Linked DNA regions of Homo sapiens: region 2 is linked to region 1. A link is an interaction called in ENCODE POLR2A ChIA-PET data of the cell type or tissue named here. Cell type or tissue: PC-9. All regions are shown on one strand.

The links. Peaks named below come from ENCODE experiments on the same cell type or tissue, not always from the same donor. Only the 100,000 strongest peaks of a DNase experiment are listed, where the experiment ranks them.
Region 2: POLR2A ChIA-PET joins it to region 1 with 5 read pairs; 4 of 35 experiments call an interaction of 5 or more read pairs at or near these places.

The regions. Positions count from the first base shown.
Region 1 is chr19:45,414,922-45,417,421 of GRCh38, forward strand. ERCC1 (ERCC excision repair 1, endonuclease non-catalytic subunit) reads right to left here. Exons shown (of 10, transcript NM_001983.4): 6 at 1,900-1,976; 7 at 1-39. Among named protein-coding and RNA genes, the nearest start is that of ERCC1, 7.7 kb to the right of the region's middle. In PC-9, no CTCF peak of the experiment used is centred here; a DNase peak (open chromatin) is centred at 1,370; H3K27ac peaks cover 1,327 bases.
Region 2 is chr19:45,171,954-45,174,453 of GRCh38, forward strand. All of the region lies in intron 1 of TRAPPC6A (trafficking protein particle complex subunit 6A), which reads right to left. Among named protein-coding and RNA genes, the nearest start is that of TRAPPC6A, 5.0 kb to the right of the region's middle. In PC-9, no CTCF peak of the experiment used is centred here; no DNase peak of the experiment used is centred here.

The DNA.
Region 1 (2,500 bases):
GCCTTGTAGGTCTCCAGGTACCGCCCAGCTTCCTCGGGGCTGGGATAACAGGATACAGGGCAGCCGGGAGGTGAGGTATCAGATTATAGATTTGCTTCATTATGGTCAGTCATAAGAATTGCCAATACTAGGCCGGGCGCGGTGGCTCACGCCTGTAATCCCAGCACTTTGGGATGATGAGGCAGGCAGATCATCTGAGGTCAGGAGTTCGAGACCAGCCTGGCCAACATGGTGAAACCTCGTTTCTACTAAAAATACAAAAAAGTAGCTGGGCTTGGTGGCGCGTGCCTGTAGTCCCAGCTACTCAGGAGGCTGAGGCAGGAGAATCGCCTGAACCCGGGAGGCGGAGGTTGCAGTGAGCCAAGATCACGCCATTGCACTCCCGCTTGGGCAACAAGAGTGAAACTCCATTTCAGAAAAAAAAAAAAAAAAAGGCCGGGTGTGGTGGCTCACGCCTATAATCCCAGCACTTTGGGAGGCTGAGGTGAGCAGATCACCAGGTCAGGAGATCGAGACCATCCCGACTAACATGGTGAAACCCCATCTCTACTAAAAATACAAAAAATTAGCCGGGCGTGGTAGCGGGCGCCTGTAGTCCCAGCTTTTCAGGAGGCTGAGGCATGAGAATGGCGTGAACCCGGGAGGTGGAGTTTGCAATGAGCCGAGATCACGCCACTGCACTCCAGCCTGGGCGACAGAGCCAGACTCCGTCTCAAAAAAAAAAAAAAAAAAAAAAACAATTGTGGTTGCTAAAAATCAAAATTCCAGCCCATCCCCCGCCAAATACAACCTGGTAGTAACCACTGCTGGGCGCATCTTGATATCTTTTCTGGCTACAGGCCAGCTCTTGGGAGCCCAACCCCACTTCTCCCTGGGTAACCCTGGGCCAGTGGTTTGCTCTCTGGGCCTGTTTCCTCACTGTAAAGTGGGGTGGTCAGGCATAGTGGCTCATGCTTGTAATCCCAGCACTTTGGGAGGCTGAGGCAGGAGGATCACTTGAGCTCAGGAGTTCAAGACCAGCCGGGACAACATAGCAAGGTGTTGTCTCCACAAAAAATTAAAAATTAGCCAGGTGTGGTGGCGCGTGCCTTTAGTCTCAGCTGCTCGGGAGGCTGAGGCAGGAGGACTGCCTGAGCCTGTCAAGTTGAGGCTTCAGTAACCTGTGATAGCACCACTGCACTCCAGCCTCAGCAAAAGAGCAAGACCCTGTCTCAAAAAAATAATAATAAAGTGGGGAGGATGGTATGACTTTGAAGATCAGAGAATACTCTGGAATGCTCTGTAAGTGCCAAAAGCCACGCCTGGCACTGCTGAAGAAATGTTAGCTATTTTGGAAGGGAAGTCAGCACACAAAGTGTTTGTACTGGGTTTGACAGGAGGAAAACCAGAAACACTGCTTATTTTCCCGCTGCAGCAAGAAGCCAACCTCATGAAATGTTCAGCTTCCAACCGGGCACAGTGGCTCACGCCTGTAATCCCAGCACTTTGGGAGGGTAAGGCGGGAGGATCACCTGAGGTCAGGATTTCAAGACCAGCCTGGCCAACATGGCAAAACCCGTCCCTACTAAAAATACAAAAAAATTAGCTGGGCGTGGTGGTGCACACCTGTAATCCCAGCTACTTGGGAGGCTGAGGCAGAATTGCTTGAACCCCCAAGGCAGAGCCGAGATCGTGCCACTGCACTTCAGCCTAGGGGACAGAGTGAGGCTCTGTATCAAAAAAAAAAAAAAAAAAATTAAGACCTTGTTTTACAGATGAGGAAACTGAAGGCCAGAGAGAGGCAGTGCCTGCACCAGGCCCACACAGGAAGGAGAAGGGAAGGGCTGGGCAGGGTGGGATGGGGGAGCAGGGACCAATCCCAGGTGGAGCCTGAATGAGGCAGGGAAGCCCTCATCTCACCTCCAGGCGAGGATCAATGTGCAGTCGGCCAGGATACACATCTTAGCCAGCTCCTTGAGGGCCTGCTGGGGATCTTTCTGGAGGAGAAAATCAGAATTAGAAACCTAGAAGCCAGGAATTACAAAAATTAGCCAGGCGTGGTGGCAGGTGCCTGTAATCCCAGCTACTAGGGAAGCTGAGGTGGGGGAACTGCTTGAACCCGGGAGGCAGACGTTGCAGTGAGCCAAGATCGCGCCACTGCACTCCAACCTGGGCGACAGGGTGAGACTCTGTCTCAAAAAAAAAAAGAAGAACAAAAAAAGAATTAAAGCCTGAAAACACAGTAGCTCAGGATGCCAAGAGCCTCTCACCCAATTGTCACTCTCTAAGCTCCTACTGGGTGCCTGGCCCGTGCTAAGCAGTGCTAGGACCCAGCAGTGGCTGAGACAGCCCTGACTCTGCCCTCCCAGGGCTCACAGTCTGATGAGCAGGACAGACCTGTCCCCAGACACTGATGATCTGGAGTGGCCAGGGCTGCGATGTGGGAGCCAGAGGAGGGACTGAGCCTGCCTGGGGGATCAGGGAGGGCTTCTTGGAGGAGGGGACATTAGAGCTGAGACCC
Region 2 (2,500 bases), 240 kb before region 1:
GGAATCCTCTCTTTGCCCAAAGGCTTCCCTTGTCTTCAAAGCCTCTGAGGTAGAAAAGCCACGGCTGCTTCCTCCAAGGGCTTCTCCTCCTTAGAGAACAAAGGCCTTCCTGGCCCCTCTGGCCGGTCCTCCAGTTCACAACCTGTGACAGCCCAGGAGAATGGCCACAAATAACCACCGTACCAGGCAGGATAGGAGGTCACAAAAGCCCTACACACTGGCTGTGGCTCCTGGGCACCTGTGCTGTGGGGACAGAGATGAAGGAGCCACCATCCCTGTCCTCAAGGAGCTCTGAAGCTGGTGGGAAAGGCGGCCTGTGCTACCCAGAAGCCCTGGGGCCAGAAGCCTGAGTTCTAATTTTGCCTTTAAGAGAACATTCTGCCCTGAACTGGGAGGGAGGCGGGTGGGGGCCATGTGCTCCACCCCTTCCTGTCTCTTGTGTCTGCCCTACCCCTCGATTGTTCTCTAGGCACCTGCTAGCTCCTGGGCAGAGGCTGACCCTGTTCAACGCCCACCTGCTGAGCCACTCTGTGCCAGGCCCAGGGGTGTGGTGGGGAACCCAGGGAAGGAGCAGCCCTGGTTAAGAAAAGCACACAGACAGAAGTGCTGGCACACAGATGGGTGAGTGAGGGGTGGGTGCGAGAAGCCTGCAGGACTTCCCTGCTGTTGCCCTCAACTCTCCTCCCTGGTCCAGCAAGGCATCCTGAGCAAGTCCAGATCCTGCCTCTGCCCACTCAGAACTCCCCATCCTGTCCCCTGGCCCAGCCCGGAAGGTTGAGCCCACCACAGCCTCTGCCTTAAGCTCCTGCAACAGCGGGGCCCTTCCCAGGCCAATCTCCATCCAGTCCATTCCTGTGGCCAGGGAGACATTTCTAGAATGTAAATCTGAGCCAGGCGCACCTCAGTTTAAACCCGGCTATGGCTCCCACTGCCTTCGGGATGGAGCCCCAGTTCCCAGGAGGGCCTCGCTGGAGCTCCCAGCCACAGATGCTCAGGACGGTGTTCCGGGCAGGGACCTATCTGACAGCCGCTCCGCCCGCCCCACACCCTCCTCAGATAAGGGGCTGCCCAAGTGCACTCTCGGGGTGTGGTGGATGGAGGCCTGGCGCAGCAGGGCTATTCTCGGGGCGCCTCGGGCCTGGTCTCAGACAATGGGTGACAGCGCCTTAGCTCTTTACTACATGCACTCAGGGGAATCCTCTCTTTGCCCAAAGGCTTCCCTTGTCTTCAAAGCCTCTGAGGTAGAAAAGCCACGGCTGCTTCCTCCAAGGGCTTCTCCTCCTTAGAGAACAAAGGCCTTCCTGGCCCCTCTGGCCGGTCCTCCAGTTCACAACCTGTGACAGCCCAGGAGAATGGCCACAAATAACCACCGTACCAGGCAGGATAGGAGGTCACAAAAGCCCTACACACTGGCTGTGGCTCCTGGGCACCTGTGCTGTGGGGACAGAGATGAAGGAGCCACCATCCCTGTCCTCAAGGAGCTCTGAAGCTGGTGGGAAAGGCGGCCTGCGCTACCCAGAAGCCCTGGGGCCAGAAGCCTGAGTTCTAATTTTGCCTTTGAGTCTTGCTGAACCACCTCGAAATCCCTTCCTCTACCAAGCACAGGGTCCCTCCTCTGTGAATCGGGAGGGCTGTCCTGAGGACTAAATGCAGTCAACACTGTGCAAGTACTGCACAGACGCCCTCAGGAAACGGGAGGCCTGTCTGGTTCAGAGGAACCCTTTTGGGCCAAAGAGAAGGAATGGAGAGAGGAGGTGGGGCCAATAAAGAGAAAGGACTGAGGAAGCCGTTTCTCATGACAGGCCCCCTGAAAAACGGGGCTCCCCAGGAGGAAGGAGTGAGGGGAAACGATGCAGTTCTCACCCCTAGCTGCAGCGAGAGCCACCTGGGAGCTTTCTGAGGCCTGACACTCAGGCCTCACCCCAACCGGGTTCGTCAGAGTCTCTGGTGTGGGACTCCAGCATCGGAATGTAGTGGCAGCTGGGTAGGGAACCCCTGCCCAAGGTCCCAGGCACATTCGTGTGCTCTGAAAGGCTGGTGGTGAGCAGAGCTGAGTAAGCCAGTTTCCCACACTCGCTTGACCACAGAAACCCATTAAAATCCTTCCCAGGGCAAATGCTGGGAAATGCAAGTGAGAGTTTACAGCACAGGCTTTGGAAGTGGGAGGCCTGGTCGCGCTCCTGACTCTGCCACTTGAGAGCAAGGAACTCCGTCCATCAAAGCCTCCGCCGCCTCATCTGTAAATCGGGGAGGACCATGCCAACCTCTCTGGGTCATCAGAAGATCAAATGAAATCAAGAGTGAGAAGCCATGAGTGCACACAGGAAGCACTCATATGAGGGGAGGGAGGGAAGAGCTAGCACTGCTCATAAGCCAAATGAATCCCAGTCCCCACCCATCCCCACCTGCCACGGCACAGGCTCTGCATTCACCTCCTCAACACGTCCACACTGAGGACCCACTACGAGCCAGGACATCCAGTGGTCATCAATACACACCC